Regions from separate parts of the Homo sapiens genome. Here all the other regions are linked to region 1. Evidence: read pairs that join two places in POLR2A ChIA-PET (ENCODE). Cell type or tissue: GM12878. All regions are shown on one strand. Each heading gives the region's core, and the rest is flanking DNA. Links, peaks and the distances in the headings are about the cores only.

Region 1 (5,439 bases), core at 1,508-4,007:
CCCCAGCCCCGCCTTTGTCCACCACTGTCTCCCTGTCTCCCTGAGCTGTGCGTTCTGACCTGCCGCCTGGAAGCATCTCTGTGACACAGCAATGAAGCACTGGAGGTACACACTCGTGGCCCTACAATGCTTCCTCTAGAACCTTCCCCCTAGGTTACCATGGGCACCTGAGGGCAGCACCTAGCATGGAACCTGGCCCTGGCAATAAACGCTCACAAGTATTAGCTGAAAAGCAAACCTCATTTTCACAAGGCCCCAGCTCCTCCCAGGCAGGAGGCTGCCGTACCTGTCAGGGCGTTAGACGAAGTGAAATCACTCCCACTCCGGCCCCTCCCAGCCACTCCTACGGGGTCCCTAAATCAGGAGGTGGGGGAAAGTGCAAGATCGCCCTGGGCAGGCAATGGGTGTGTATTTTCCCCTGTGTCAAGAGTGACGAAGGCACCACCACCTCACAAGGAAATACAACTGTTTCCCTTCCTTGCTCCGGGAACCTCTGTGTGCACAGTGGTAACTCCCCACCTCCCCACTTCTGCCCAGATGCTAGACCTCCTCAAGGGACCATCCCCTACTTCCCAGCCCGCTTGACAAGGAATGCGACAGGCCGACCACCAAGTGTCCATGTCACAGATGAGAAAACTCAGGCTCAGCAAAGGTGACTCACCAGCGTGCTGAGGGAAGCGGGAGGGGGAATGGATTTCCTGATCTGGGTGTACCTGGGACCAGAATAATCTCAAGGGGCAACCGCCAAATTTATCATGACTCTGCCAATTTCCGGCCTAAGGCTGTGGCGAGCAAAGCACCGAGACGTGGCAAGCACACACACACAGCCTCTTTCTCCGTGGGAGACCAAGCAGGCTGATAGGCTGCCCATGCCATGCCAGCAAAGCCAGTCCCAAGGAACCACACACTGCAGGCCTCCAACTATGTGAAGCATCCAGAACAGGCAAATCCATAGAGACAGAAAAGAGCTTACAGGCTTCCAGGAGCTGGCGGGGATTGGGCGAAGTTCCTGAAAGGAAAGGGTGATTAAAAAAAAGTTCCAAAATCAATTGTGGTGATGTTTCCACAACGTTGTGAATACACTAAGAACCACTGAATTGTACCCTTTATTTATTATTTTTTTTCTTGAGACAGAGTCTCTCTCTGTCACCCAGCCTGGAGTGCAGTGGCGCGATCTCGGCTCACCGCAACCTCCAGCTCCTGGGTTCAAGCATATCTCCTGCCTCAGCCTCCCGAGTAGTGGGGACTACAGGTGCGCACCACCATTCTTGGCTGATTTTTTTTTTTTTTTTTTTTGAGACAGAGTTTCGCTCTGTCACCCAGGCTGGAGTGCAGCGGCGCGATCTCGGCTCACTGCAATCTCCGCCTCCCGGTTTTAAGCAATTCTCCCACCTCAGCCTGAGTACCTGGGATTACAGGAGTGCGCCACCACACCCAGCTAATTTTTGTGTGTGTTTTTTTAGTAAAGACGGGGTTTCACCATATTGGCCAGGCTGGTCTCGAACTACTGACCTTGTGATCCGCCTGCCTGGGCCTCCCAAAGCACTGGGATTACAGGCATGAATCACCACGCCCGGCCTAATTTTTGCATTTTTTTAGTACAGACGGGGTTTCACCACGTTGGCCAGGCTGGTCTTGAATGCCTGACCTCAAGTGATCTGCCTGCCTCGGCCTCCCAAAGTGCTGGGCTTACAGGCGTGAGCCACTGCGCCTGGCTGTACACTCTAAATGGATGAACTGTACAGAATATCTCAATAAAAACTGTTGGGGGAAAAAAAAAAACCTGCCTCAGGCCATCGGCCATGGCAGGGACAGAGCCAGGGCCAGGCTCAGGCCTTGCACTATGTCCCAGCGTCCGCAGAGCTGATGAGATGCCGGCCAGCCTGGCAGAGCTGAAGCTGCCAAGGCTCAGCCCTGGGGCACTCACCCAGGTTACCCCTTCCCCATCCCTCACCACCAACAGCTCTAAGCTAAGTGAGCCCCTCCACAGTGGGGACGGGATAGGAGCAGCACCAAGCCAGCATCTGTAGAAAATCCATGGACCCGCACTTGCAGAGACACTTGTCTCGGCTCCACATCAAGACCAAGTAAAGAATTCTTATTATTCCGACAGAGTCTCATGTGGAAGAGGGGCCCAGAGGGGTGGAGCCACATGGCTAGCAAGAGGCTTCCAGTGTGCCCTGGTCTCTAAACAACAGGCAGAAATTCTCACACTGAGGCCCACCGTTCACTTCTAAGATACCTGATTAAAGGGCACAGGCATGGCCCTCGGCCCCCAAACCCCCTACCCCTGGTACAGACTAACCATCTGCTTCGGGGAAAAGGTCAGGCTTCCCCTCCAAACCGAGCTCCCCAGACAACTGGGGCAGGGGCAGCCAGAATGAGACGGGAGGGTGCTCGCTGGTGCACGGCATCCAAGAACTTCGGCCCTGAGAACCCAGGCAGCGCCCTGAACTCTCCATCTCAAGTGGCTCCTCTGAAAATCAGAATAGACTGAAAGGCTCAAATGCAATTGAGTGGTCGACACTCTACAGACCTCAATTATCAGGCTCTAAACAGAATGAAGATGCAAATATGGAAGAACAGAAAAAAAGAGAAAAAAACTTTCCCCCACCACAACCTCTGAATGCACTATGGCCTGAAGCCCTCTCAGTCCCCTCTCCCAACCTAATGAAGCCTGCTAGAATCCCTGCGAATGGAGCAGGAGAGTGGGTTTCACTCGCACTCTCCTGGTGAACCTGGGCAGGCGCTTGATTTCTCTGAGTCTCATTTCCTCATCCGTGAAAAGGAGACACAGCCCACCAGGGCGGGCTGCTGTGAAAAGGCATTGAGCTAAAGCAGGTGGCCGTGACACAGCAGGAGCTCAGCAGGTGCAAGTCTCTTCCGGTCCAACCCTGAGGCCACGTCCAGATGCTTTCTGGCAGGACAGGTAGGGGACCGGTCACTACCCCAAAGGTGATGGTGCTAAACACAGAGGAGCAGGAGAAAGACTCTACCCATTTGCCTAAGTGACTCAAGTACTTTTCCTCAGACCATTCGGATACTACGGCAGGCGCCATGCACCCCGCCACCCCCATTCTTTGCAACTTTTAGCAACTTCAAGAAAGCGGAAGTGACTACCACTAGTTTTTAGCTACCGTTTGAAAACCATGAGTCTGGCTGCAAACGGAAGAAGGGGAAATTGTAAATGAGAAAGGAAGCCATTAAAAACGAAAACTACCTCTGCCGCTCTCCCTCCACCAGCTCTGCACTATTGCCTCTGGTTTCTGACTTAGCTGTGGTGTTTTAGGGCCTTCAACACCAGCCACCCCTCAAGGGCCTGCCAGCCCCTTCCTTCCCCTGCTTGGACAGGCACTAACTGCGGCTCCCACAGAGCCATCCCCACTGCTGCACGTATCCGCCCAAGCACAGCTCTGCCGCCAGGGAACCGGTGGGCCCATGCTTCATCTGTCACCCCTTCCCAACCTGCGCTGACCCACGAGCACCCAGAAATGGAGGTCATGGGCACAGATGCCTCAGGGGGCCTCCAGAAACAGCTGCCTGAGCTGTCCCAATGCTCAGCAGAAGCTCCAACGCCTGGCCCCCTGGCCGGTACCCTAGGAAGGGAAAGAGCCTGCTACCAGCAGCAGGCTGGCCAGCACCCAGCTCCTTAAAGGGCCCAGAGTCCGGAGGACAGCAAGACCATCTCCCTCTAATGTCCCCCAAGCCTCTGTCAGCTCTCAGCCAAATCTGAAAGGGGGCTGGGAACACCCAATTCCAGGGATGCAGTGACAGTAATGGCAACCCCACCACCTCTGGGCAGGACCTACGGTGTGTGCCGGCTGCAGAATCCGGCATCACCCACCCAGCAAGGAGGAACCAGGGACACCAATTTGATAGAAAGGGCCACTGGGGCCAGAGGAGAAGGGGGAGCGGCCCAAGGCCCAACAAGATGATGAGCTAGGGCTTTCCTGTGGCTTGGGAAAGCCTTGGGGAGGGTCCCCACTTAAAGAGAACCCTCAGTGCCTCCCCCTCTGGCCCCAGAAGCACACCCTCCCAAGGGAGCTAGCAGCCCTGGTCCAACCCCAGAGGATGGAATAACTAGGAAACAGAAGAGTCTAGAAACACTGGCCAAGGACTGGGACGGGGACTTGAACATCCACATTCAAATCGTCTCCTGAACTGGCCACAGGTTTAAAGGAAAGAAAGGAAAAGACCAATGAACGGATTTGAAATAGCTCTTTGGAAAAACAGAAAGGGGCAGAGTTAGGGTTACAGTGTGATCCAAAGTCAGAAAAGCTTGCATTCCCATTTGACCTCCCCAAACTGAAATCTCTGTGGCCTAGACCAAGGATCTCACCCCACCGAGCCCCAGTTTCCTTATCCGGGAAATACCTCACAGATGGGGTTACTATAAGGCAGCACTCTCTGGAGAAGGACCCACAAAACTGGTGTGCAAAGGGAAAACCACGGTTTGGCATGGAAAGGCAGGTGAGCCCCATCAAGCCGGGTGCCGAGTGATTCCCACTCTGGCAAGGCCCCTCACTCTCACCAAAGCTCTCAGGCCTCTCTCACCTCATCTCTTGCTACCTCCCGCGTGGGCGTCACACCTGACTGCCCTCAGCCGGGGCTGGGCTGCTCCCTCCTCCTTCCCGGAGCTCTTCGAGTCTGACTAGCTCCTCCTGGGTCCTTCAGGCCCCCACACAGACACCACTTCCTCCAGGGAGCCTCCCCCCCGCATCTGTGTTAGAGGCCTGCTCCACGCCGCTTCCACAGCATCCCGCAGTCACCCTGGAACAGCATGTGAGCCTCGGCTCTGTGACAGGATGTACCTGTTCAGTCATCTGCCTCCCCCTGAAACATGCCGACTTCCCAGGATCTAGCATAAGGCCAGGCCCAACTAAAGCTACTTGTTGAATTAATGAAAACTGAAGCCAGAGAAAGGTGTTCTGTTAAGAGCACTGGGCCACACATCCCACAAAAGAAAAAAAATGGGCAGGGGGACCAGACAAGCAGGTTCTCCTCTAATGGAAAGAAACAGTAGATGAACCAACAAAAGCTAATGGCCACAAAGATGGTGGTGACTCGCAATACACAACTCACCAACTCACAGCTCATGAGTCACAACAGAGCAAATAAGCCACAACGACACACCATACCCCAGCAGTGGAGCAAAGTTCTCCTCCTCTGCGCTGCTAACATTTGGGCTGGACGGTTCTTTTCGGTGTTGGGGCTGCCCATGCACTGGAGGACACTTAGCAACATCCCTAGCCTCCACCTCCACTCACCAGATACTGGCAGCATTCCCCCCAGTTGTAACAACCAAAAACATCTCCAGATATCGCCAATCGTCCCCCAGGGGACACAATCGCCCCCAGTTGAGAGCCACTGCAATGGACATTCCCAAATCAAATAATAATCGAAAGAACGGCCAGGTGTGGTGGTCCATGCCTATAATCC
Region 2 (5,439 bases), core at 1,841-4,340, 170 kb after region 1:
GTGGCTCATGCCTGTAAACCCAGATCCCAGCACTTTGGGGAGCTGAAGTGGGTGGATCACTTGAAGTCAGGAGTTTGAGACCAGCCTGGCCAACATGGTGAAACCTCGTCTTTAATAAAAATACAAAAATCAGTAGGGTGTGGTGATTCGTGCCTGTAGTCCCAGCTACTTGGGAGGCTGAGGCAGGAGAATCACTTGAACCCAGGAAGCGGAGGTGGAGGTGGTGGTGAGCCGAGATCATGACACTGCACTTTAGCCTGGGTGACAGAGCGAGACTTTGTTTAAAAAAAAAAAAAAATTAAAGGAAGTAAGAGAGCAAGTTTTGTGGGAATCCAGAGAAAAGCCATTCCAGGCAGAGGAAACTGCCAGTGTCAAAGTCCCCTCACAGGAGTGAGCCTGACGATGAGCAGTCTTCAAAAGATTCCACATCATGGGCAAGTCAAGGTGTCCCATCTTTTATTTGCATCTCCTTTCTTCCCAGTGAGGTTGAGCATCCTTTCCTGAGTTTCTGTGTCTGCTAGTCTGTGGTTGGTAGCAGGTTCTCTGCTCCTTAGTTCCTGAGTACTTCTGAGCAGACACTTGTGACCTTCCCAGCTTGAGGGGTCTGCACACGCTGGGGTAGGTAATTGACAAAAACTACTTTCCTCTGTGCCTCTGGAGCTGAACTTGGAACTCTCCTGGGTGGGAGAGGCCCTGATCAATGCAAAAATAGGCCCTTAAGTGGATCGGGTGCTCCCTCTAGTGACAGACACAGCAGTAATTAAATGCATTACCCGGGGCCAATCCTGCTTCGCAAATCCCTGAGCACAAGGCAGAGACTTCTTGAGTGCACTAGGAATTTCTTGTAATGACTGTACAACCAACACTGGTGACGCACACCAAGCTTAAACAGAAAAATGCCCAGTGCTGGGGAGGGTGGGAGCACACGGACATTTTCACATACATGGACTTGGCACAGGCCCTCTGAGTCGTAGTTGGCATTGTCTAGCAAAAGTCTTCAAAATACACCTGCCACTCATCTCCTGAGAGCTCATCCTAAAGAAAATGGAGGGAGTGGCCGGGCGCGGTGGCTCACACCTGTAATCCCAGCACTGTGGGAGGCCAAGGCGGGTTGAGGGAGTGGCCAGGCGCGGTGGCTCACACCTGTAATCTCAGCACTTCGGGAGGCCAAGGTGGATTGAGGGAGTGGCCAGGCGCGGTGGCTCACACCTGTAATCCCAGCACTTCGGGAGGCCAAGGCGGGCAGATCACAAGGTCAGGGGATTGAGAGCAGCCTGGCCAACATGGCGAAACCCTGTCTCTACCAAAAGTACAAAAATTAGCTGGATGTGGTGGCAGTGCCTGTAGTCCCAGCTACTTGGGAGGCTGAGGCAGGAGAATCGCTTGAACCAGGGAGTCGGAGGTTGCAGTGAGCCAAGATTGCACCACTGCACTCCAGCCTGGGCGACAGAGCAAGACTCCATCTCAAAAAAAAAAAAAAAAAGAAAAAAGAAAAAAGAAAAAATTAAAGGAATGCACCAAGTGTTGTGCAAAAAGATGTTCCTCAAGTATTGTTTAGAGTAGTAAAAACTAGGGAAAACCCAAACATCTATTGGTAGTGATGGCAGGGGCTGCTGCTATCATGCTGGCTGCAGCAGGGAGGTGCAGCTGGGGCTGCACGTTTCATGGAGCCGGGGGAGCCCCGCCCCTTCTGAGTTGGGGCAGAGCTCCCCAGGTGTCACTGCAGTCACCCAAACTGTGGCTGTGGATCTGAGCCTCCCTGTGCTCTTGGGGGTGAGGGGGGTGGTGCCAGGAACGGGCAGGATCTGTCCTCCTGGGTGCAGCTGCAGCCACCAGACCCGGTACTGCAAATCTGGGCCTCCAGCTCCACAGAGCAGGCAGGAGCTGGGACAAGTGGGAGCCCTGCCCCTTCTGAATTGGTGGGGTGGGAGCTTCTGGGTGCAGTGGCAACTGCCCTCCCAGGCATGGGACTCAAGAGTCTCTGCAGCCTGCACCCTTGGGGGCCCCAGGAAGGGCCCCCCATCCCTTCAGTCTCAGGGGTGCCTGTTCCCACTGCCTGGCTTCTCACCGCTCCTGGCTCCTGCTCCCATCTCAGATCAGTGGTTAGGGCAGAGCCCCGGGGCTGTGAATGGCAGTAGGAGGCCTGGGCAGAAGGGGGCAGTCCTAAGGAGGGCCTGAAGGCTGGGGGCTGGGCTATCAGTCCTGAGGACCAGAGTGGGGACACGCGGTGCCTCTTCTGGGCTGCCCATGGCTACCCATGGACCAATCAGCATGGACTTCCTTCCCTCTGAGGCCCATAAAAGCTCTGGGCTCAGCCAGAGCAGGGCAGGGGACAGCCAGAGAAGGAAGAGGGAGGAGAGAGGATTGGACTACCAGTGGCAGAGAAGAGCTACCTGCAGACTACCTGCTGGCAGAGAGGAGCCACCCCCACCAGGGCCTCCTCTCTGCTAAGAATTGCAGACATTAGGATGACCAGTTGTAGGGAGGAGCTACCCTCTCCAGAACCTCCTGTCTGCTGATAACTGAACACTCAACAGATGACCTGCCTACAGAGAGGAGCTACCCACTGTGGGTCCTCTGAGCGGTTGTAACACTAAATCAAGCTCATCCTTGTCTTCTTCACCCTTCACTTGTCTGCGTACCTCATTCTTCCTGGACTCAGGACAAGAACTCAGGCAAAGGCATCATTGGCAACAGAGGTTTCCAGCGGGGAAGAAAATCTACACCCCAAAGATCCTGTAGCAGTAGGAACTGGGAAAAAATTATGCTGCATCCATACAACAGAATATGCTATAGCCACTGAAAATGAGGGAGGTTTTGTTGTTTTTTGAATCACTGGTGTCTCGAAGAATCTGATGAAAGTACTGGATCCATTTCCCTGAAAAAAGCAAGTACAAATGCTAACGAATACATGTGAGAAGAATAATGAGTTTGGAAAATTATCATCTGAAGATTGCTGTTCAACTTTTGGAGAGTGATATTCAGATGCTTTGAAGACTTCCAATATTCAAACATCGTTGTAATGCCTGATTCAGCCAAGGCCGGGCATGGTGGCTCACACCTGTAATCCTAGCACTTTGGGAGGCTGAAGTGGGCAGATCATGAGGCCAGGAGTTTGAGAGCAGCCTGACTAACATGGTGAAACCCCGTCTCTACTAAAAATACAAAAATTAGCTGGGCATGGTGGCACATAATCCCAGCTACTCGGGAGGCTGAGGCAGGAGAATCGCTTGACTCCGCAAGGTAGAGGTTGCAGTGAGCCGAGATCACACTGCTGTACTCCAGGCTGAATGACAGAGCAAGGCTCCATCTCGAAAAAAAAATAAAAAAAAATTGATTCAGCCAAGAGAATCATCAGTGGAGGCCAAAGCAGCATGTGAAAGTTTGAGGAGAAAAAAGATAACTACATAGCATCAGGCTAAGTGTGGTGGCTCATGCCTGTAATCCAAGCACTTTGGGTAGTTGATACCTTGATCTTGGACTTCCAGCCTCCAGAACTGTGAAGAAATAGACTTCTGTTGTTGGCCAGGTGCAGTGGCTCCCACCTGTAATCCCAGCACTTTGGGAGGCTGAGGCAGGAGGATGGCTTGAGCCCAGGAGTTTAAGACCAGCCTGGGCAACACAATGAGACCCCCATCTCTATTAAAAAAAAAGCTTAAAAATTAGCCAGGCATGTTGGTGTGCACCTGTAATCCCAGCTATTCAGGAGGCTGAGGTGAGAGGATCCCTTGTGCTCAGAAGGCCAAGGCTGCAGTGAGTCTCGTTGGTGCCACTGCACTCCAGCCTTGGTGGAGTGCACTCAGAGCATATGAGCTCTGAGCACATGAACTTCAGGAAGCATGAGAGCATGGGCTTCCTTCAGCCAAAGCGCTGAGACTCTGGCATCCCTTCTGTGGTTTTCCTGTCTCACACATGTAACCCAGATCTAATCATGAGGAAACATCAGATGCGCCTAAATGCAAGGCATATTCTATAAAATGGCCTACCTGGATTCTTTAAAAAATCAGCATTAAAAAAGGCAAAGACTGGGCTGGGCGTGGTGGCTGCCACCTGTAATCCCAGCACTTTGGGAGGCTGAGGCAGGAGGATCACTTGAGCCCAGGAGTTCTAGCCTGGGCAACATAGTGAGACCCCTTCTCTTAAAAAAAACATCTCCTTAATCTCTGCGTGAATTGTGTGCAATAATAAAAAATAAAAATAGAAAAGAAAGACAAAGACTGAGTAACTGTTTCAGAGTGAAGCCACCTCAGCCGGGCGCAGTGGCTCATGCCTGTAATCCCAGCACTTTGGGAGGCCGAGGCGGGCGGATCACAAGGTCAGGAGATCGAGACCATCCTGGCTAACATGGGGAAACCCCGTCTCTACTGAAAATAGAAAAAAATCAGCCAGGCTTGGTGGCGGGCACGTGTAGTCCCAGCTACTTGGAAGGCTGAGGCAGGAGAATGGCGTGAACCCAGGAGGCGGAGCTTGCAGTGAGCTGAGATCGCACCACTGCACTCCAGCCTGGGCAACAGAGCGAGACTCTGTCTCAAAAAAAAAAAAAAAAAAAAGAAGCCACCTCAAGAAGCACAATAGCTGCATGCAACACCCAATCCTGGAGTGTCACAAACTGAAAGCTGCTCTGAAAGACAGTAGCAGGACGCTTGATGCAATTCAAACATGGACTTGGTCAATGCTAAATTCTTGAGTGTGATAATTATGCTGTGGATGTGTAAGAGAGTGGCCTTGTTCTTCAGAATGGCCTCTAGGGGTAAAGGGATGTGATAGGTGCAACTTACTCCCAAATATCTCCAAAAAAAAAAAACACGATTTTTTTCTTTTTTTTAGAAGGTGTCTCGCTCTGTAACCCAGGCTGGAGTGCAATGGCACGATCTCGGCTCACTGCAACTTCCGCCTCCCAGGTTCAAGCGATTCTCCCGCCTCAGCCTCCTGAGTAGCTGGGATTACAGGCACCCACCACCACGCCTGGCTAATTTTTGTATTTTTAGTAGAGACGGGGTTTCACCATGTTAACCGGGATGGTCTTGATCTCCTGACCTCGTGATCTGCCCGCCTCGGCCTCCCAAAATGCTGGGATTACAGGGGTGAGCCACTGCACCTGGCTTTTTTTTTTCTTTCTTTTTTTTGATGGAGTTTTGCTCTTGTTGCCCAGGCTGTGGTGCAATGGCACGATCTTGGCTCACTGCAACCTCTGCCTCCTGGGTTCAAGCAAGTCTCCTGCCTCAGCCTACCGAGTAGCTGGGATTACAGGCGCCTGCCACCACGCCCAGCTAATTTTTTGTATTTTTAGTGGAGACGGGGTTTCATTATGTTGGCCAGGCTGGTCTCAAACTCCTGACCTTAGGTGATCCACCTGCCTCAGCCTCCCAAAGTGCTGGGATTACAGACATGAGCCACCATGTCCGGCATTTTTTTTTTTTTTTTTTTTATGAGACAGGT
Region 3 (5,439 bases), core at 1,996-4,495, 130 kb after region 1:
CCATTTGCTGAGTGTGTGCATGCGTGTGTACCTTTAACGCCCTGAAATCCAAGGGTAGAGGCCAGGGAATGCGAGCCAGGGAGAGGCAGAAAGGGGGAGACGAAGACATGCAGAAGGGGAAAGGCAGAAGCACAGGGACAAAGAAAGAGACCTGGGAGACAGAGACACAGAGACAAAGAGTGAGAGAGAGGGAGACAGGCAGACACAGTGAAGACAGAAGGAGGCCGGGCATCGTGGTCCTCATCTCAGACCCTCACCCCAGCATTTTGGCTGCAGGCAGGAGGATCACTTGAGCCCAGGAGTTTGACACCAGCCTGGGTAACATAGGAAGACCCCGTCTCTGGTACCTGTAGTCCCAGTTCCTTGGGAGGCTGAGGTGGGAGGATTGCTTGAGCCCAGGAGGTGGAGGCTGCAGTGAGCTGTGATTGCACCACTGCTCTCCAGCCTGAACAACAGAGTGATGGGGGTGGCTCTGCCCGGCTACTCATGGTGGTCTCGGAGGTTGTGGGGGTACCAGAGCCAGAACCTGTGGGTCCCTCTGCTAAAATTCAGGTTCTCTGTCTTTCATGCGCTGGAAGCTGCTCACTCTCCCCAGTAAACAAGAGTCCTGGGTTTGAACAGGCCCATTTTCCTCTAAGTGGGGCCTACGTTCGAGTCAGTGTGGTCTGAGTCTTTGGTGGAGGCTCCAAGAGTGGAGGCCTGTGCAGCTGTGTTAGACGTTTAAGCTACGTAAAGGATTCTCCTCTCCTCCCCTCCCCTCCCCTCCCCCCTTCCCCCCTCCCCTCCCCCCTTGCCCGTCCCCTCCCCCTTCCCCCTTCCCCCTCCCCTCCCTTCCCCCCTTCCCTCCCTGCTTCCCCCTCCCCTCCCCCTTCCCCCCTCCTCCCCTCCCCTCCCCTCCTCTCCTCTCCTTTTCTTTTTTTGAGATGGAGTCTTGCTCTGTTGCCCAAGCTGGAGTGCAGTGGCACGATCTTGGTTCACTGCAACCTCCGCCTCCCAGATTCAAGTGATTCTCCTGCCTCAGCCTCCCTAGTAGCTGGGATTACAGGCGTCCGCCACCATGCCTGGCTAATTTTTGTATTTTTAGTAGAGACAGGGTTTCACCATGGTTGCCAGGTTGGTCTCGAACTCCTGACCTCAGGTGATCCACCCGCCTCGGCCTCCCAAAGTGCTGGGATTACAGGCATGAGCCACCATGCCCAACCTCATAAAGGATGTTCTTTTCTTTCTTTTTTTGAGACGGGTTCTCACTCTGTCACTCAGGCTGGAGTGCAGTGGCGTGATCTTGGCTCACTGCAGCCTTTGCCTCCCAGGTTCAAGCAAGCAATTCTCCCACCTCGGCCTCCCAAAGTGCTGGGATTACAGGCATGAGCCACTGTGCTCAGCCAGGATTTCCAAAGGTAACAGTAACTACAGGTGCTTATGTTTGCATTCTATGCCAAGCTTCATGTTAGCTTACGCTTCACCCGTGCAAGCAGATGTTCATGCTTTCTTACCCCAGTTCCTTCACTGAATCACGGCACGTAGCATATGATTGGGGTGACTATTTCCCCAAATCTCACAAAGAATAATATATAACTGGTAGCATTCTGGATGCATAGGAGAAAAGTTAATTCCAGCCGGGCACGGTGGTTCACGCCTGTAATCCCAGCACTTTGGGTGGCCGAGGTGGGCGGATCACCCGAGATCGGGAGTTTGAGACCAGCCTGACCAACATGGAGAAACCCCGTCTCTACTAAAAATACAAAATTAGCCAGGTGTGGGGGTGCATGCCTGTAATCCCAGCTACTCGGGAAGCTGAGGCAAGAGAATTGCTTGAACGCGGGAGGCAGAGGTTGCAGTGAGCCGAGATTGCGCCACTGCACTCCAGCCTGGACAACAAGAGTGTAACTCCATCTCAAAAAAAAAAAAAAAAAAAAAAAAAGTTAATTATTTACCTACATAGAACGTCCTAGGATAATAGGGTTTAATTCTTTTACCAAAACCCTATTTGAGAGATGAATTCAGTCACCCAACCATCCATGTGCCATTAAATGCATTCATCCACTCATCTGTGTACTTATCATTCAGCCCCAACCATCTATTCAACTACCCATTCACCCATCTACCTATCTATCCAGAGAGCGCACAGAGGCTGGGCAAACTCTGACTGTCCTATGGATAGTCCTATGGACCAGCCGAGGCCCCTGCCCCAAGGAGTTCCCAGGTGTAACCGCAAGTTAAGGTGCCCTGGGGAGGTGACACAGGCACCCTCATTTCTTTTGTTCAGTAGGAGTCTCTGAGGCCTCCCCAGTACCATGCTGCATGGGTGAGGCCGAGGACACAGAGAAGTATCAGGAAAAGCTCTTGCCCCTTTATCAGGCAGGGCTCCCTCTCCAACCATATCCATTCATGGTTCATTGCCCAATTCACCACCTACCCATATCTACCCATTAAACAACCCATCCATCCGTCAATCCAACCACATCCCTGCATCAACCAACCCATGTATTCACCCATCCACCCACCCACCCATCTGTCCATTCACCCGTCCATCCACCCATCCATCTACCCATCCACCTATCCAACCACCCACCCATCTATGCATTCACCCATCCATCCATCAAACAACTCATCCATCCACGCACCCATCGATCTACCCATCCACCCACCCACCCATCTATCAATCTATCATCCATTCACCCATGCATCCATCAACCAACTCATCCATCCATCCACCCATCCATCTACCCATCCACCCATCCAGCCATCCGTTCTTCCATCCATCCTTCCACTTCCCTACCCAACCATCAACCTTTCCTGATTTCACACTTTTTGCTGGGCAATGCTAGGAACAAGGACGCTAGGGACCTAGGTCTTACCCTCAAGGCACTCCCTGTCAGGTGGGAGAGACAGTAACAACATAGACACAGCACATGGCCATATAAGCAGCAAGAGGGGTCGCTCAGACAATATGAAGACCCAGAGAAGACCCAGAGAAATTAAGTTAAATCTTAAACATGTGAGAAGTTTTCTGGGTGGAGTGGAGACAGCCAAGGGCACTCCTGGTGTAGAGAAGAGCAGGAACAGGGACCAACTGGCTATCTGTGGACTAAGAGACACCATTAGTGCAGAGAGGCAGGAGAAATGGGGCCAAAATATGGGGGGTCCACAGGCCAGTGAGTGCTTCAGTTTAACCAAAGGTGAAGAGGGAGCCACAGCAGGTCTTTGAGCAGAGGCAGGCTAGCTGGAAAGGTGTGTTTAGGAAAGAGATAGAAGGTAGAGGGGAAAGGGGAGTGAATGTGTGGTGGCTTCATTTCTCCTGCTGTTGGTCCTTCTTACTCCTCCTTTTCTAGGCCTACAGGTCAGGAAAATCCCAGCTCCTCCTTTCCTAGGCCTACAGGTCAGGAGAATCCCAGCTCCTCTTTTCCTAGGCCTACAGGTCAGGAGAATCCCAGCTCCTCCACCTACGTGTTGTGTGGCCTTGGGCAAATGTGGCGCCTTTCTGCGCTTCAGTTTCCTCCACTGCAGAATGGGGATGGTAATAGTAGTGACCTTGGAGACCAGTTACATGGAGAGGATTAAATGGGGCCTGGTCTGGGCTCAGTGGCTCACGCCTGTAATCCCAGCACTTTGGGAGGCTGAGGAGAGCAAATCGCATGAGCTCAGGAGGTGGGGACCAACCTGGCCCACATGGCAAAACCCCGTCTCTACTAAATATACAAAAATTAGCCCGGCAAGGTGGGGCGCACATGTATTCTCAGCTACTTGGGAGGCTCAGGTGGGAGGACTGCTTGAGCCTAGGAGGTCGAGGCTGCTGTGAGCTGAGATCACGCCACTGCACTCCAGCCTGGGTGACAGTGAGAGATCCTGTCTCAAAACAACCCCAAACGACAACAAAACAAAACAAAACAAAAAATGGGGCCTGGTGTACCTGGAAGCTGGGGCTCTCCCCGTGCGGGGGGCCTAACTGTGTGACTCGACCCCCACACTTCCCATCTCCAGGGGCAGGGTCTCACAGCCTCCCCCACGTATGCACCTGTGCTTGCTGTGTCTGCGGTTCTCCGCCAGAGCCTTCCCGTCCCTGTCTCCACCCCGCCCTGGGACTCTACCTCCCCATGGCCGCTCTCTGTCTCCATCTGTCCATCGCTCCCCCGTCTGTCTCCATTCCCGTCCCTCCCTCGGTCCCTCCGTCTCCCCGCCCTGCCCCGCCCGCCCCTCACCTGGGCCTCACTCGCTGCCCGCGCCCGCCGCCCCGGGCCCGGCCTCGAGCGTGGCGAGCTGCAGGCGCACGCGGCGGGAGCCGGCGGCGGGCGGCGGGGGCGCGCGGGCGGCTCGGCGCGCTCTCCGGGAGCCGGGCGCGGGGCGCTGGCCCGCGGCGGCGGGCGCCGACCAGCGGCGGGAGAGCTTGCGCGCCAGGCGGGCGAGCGCCGAGGGCCGCAGGCCGTAGTCGCGCTCCAGCTCCTGGCGCGAGATCTCGATGTTGCCGGTGTACCAGAGGATCCAGCCCAGCAGGCTCAGGAACACCAGCAGCGCGCCCGAGTAGATGAGCAGGTCCCCGAAGTCGCGGCCGCGCACCTGCAGCTGCGCGAACACGCCGGTCAGCAGCGCCGCCATGCCCGCCACATCCAGCGCCACGGCCAGCAGCAGCGCCATCCGGCAGCGGCCCAGGCCGGCCGCGGGTGCTGGCGCGGCCGCCGGCGCGGACGGTGCACCCGGCGGGCTCCCCTGCGAGGCGCACACCGCTGGCGCCGCCGCCATGGCCCTGCACCGCCGCCGCTGGCGCCCAGAGAGAGCGTTCCGGGGTGCGGCCCGGTCCGGGGCGGGGTCAGGGGACGGCGCCAGGTGTGCCAAGCTCCCGCCTGGTCACCTGAACCGGGCTGGGCGCGAACCGGCGCGGCCGGGGTTACCCTGGTCGTGGTTTCCGTGCAGGGGCTATTGCTCAGAGGCCTGAGCTGGTGGTAGCCAGGCGCACAGCCACGGGTGCCTAGGGCCCGTGCCACCCAGGGAGGTCACATATGGCCAAAAATCAGGGCATTTTAGTGGTGGCAGCATGGGACACTCGGAGCCGGGCGTGGCGTTGTTTCTGCTCAGTGTCCGCCTCCCGAAGCCTGTGCAGATCAGACAGTGCAGATCAGACAAGGCCTTTAGACACCAAGGAGCTCTGGGACGCGAGAACCAGTAGTCGGGGTGATCTAAGAGGGGAAGCTCCGGGTTCCGCGGAAGCTGAGTTTCCTTCACTCAGCGCGTGTCTTCTGGGGTCTCCTGTGTTCAGCGAATGAAGCCACGGGCACAAGGACGGACGAGACCCATCAGGTCCAGAGCGCACCCGTGGAGGAAGCTGGGCGAACCCCGACTGTCCTATGGAGGATAGTCCTATGGACCAGACGAAGCCCCTGCCCCAAGGAGTGCCCGGGTGTAACCGCAAGTTAAGGAGCCCTGGGGAGGTGACACAGGCACCCT

What was found. ChIA-PET counts read pairs that join two places held together with the same protein. Peaks named below come from ENCODE experiments on the same cell type or tissue, not always from the same donor. Only the 100,000 strongest peaks of a DNase experiment are listed, where the experiment ranks them.
Region 2: POLR2A ChIA-PET joins it to region 1 with 12 read pairs; 6 of 35 experiments call an interaction of 5 or more read pairs at or near these places.
Region 3: POLR2A ChIA-PET joins it to region 1 with 19 read pairs; 20 of 35 experiments call an interaction of 5 or more read pairs at or near these places.

The regions. Positions count from the first base shown.
Region 1 is chr19:55,251,121-55,256,559 of GRCh38, forward strand. All of the region lies in intron 1 of PPP6R1 (protein phosphatase 6 regulatory subunit 1), which reads right to left. Among named protein-coding and RNA genes, the nearest start is that of PPP6R1, 5.2 kb to the right of the region's middle. RefSeq lists enhancers at 2,498-2,577, 2,808-3,027, 3,038-3,147, 3,548-3,687, 3,988-4,037 and 1 more. In GM12878, for the core only: no CTCF peak of the experiment used is centred there; a DNase peak (open chromatin) is centred at 3,041; H3K4me3 peaks cover 2,500 bases; H3K27ac peaks cover 2,500 bases.
Region 2 is chr19:55,417,613-55,423,051 of GRCh38, forward strand. All of the region lies in intron 2 of LOC105372462 (a long non-coding RNA gene), which reads left to right. Among named protein-coding and RNA genes, the nearest start is that of UBE2S, 13 kb to the left of the region's middle. RefSeq lists enhancers at 815-944, 1,500-2,069 and a silencer at 2,406-2,606. In GM12878, for the core only: no CTCF peak of the experiment used is centred there; no DNase peak of the experiment used is centred there.
Region 3 is chr19:55,379,523-55,384,961 of GRCh38, forward strand. It overlaps TMEM238 (transmembrane protein 238), which reads right to left and starts at 4,770. Exons shown (of 2, transcript NM_001190764.2): 1 at 4,200-4,770. The coding sequence starts at 4,737. The coding sequence ends at 4,207. RefSeq lists enhancers at 1-273, 4,370-5,332, 5,286-5,355, 5,386-5,439 and silencers at 4,276-4,365, 4,656-4,995. In GM12878, for the core only: a CTCF peak has its summit at 4,401; no DNase peak of the experiment used is centred there; H3K4me3 peaks cover 977 bases; H3K27ac peaks cover 689 bases.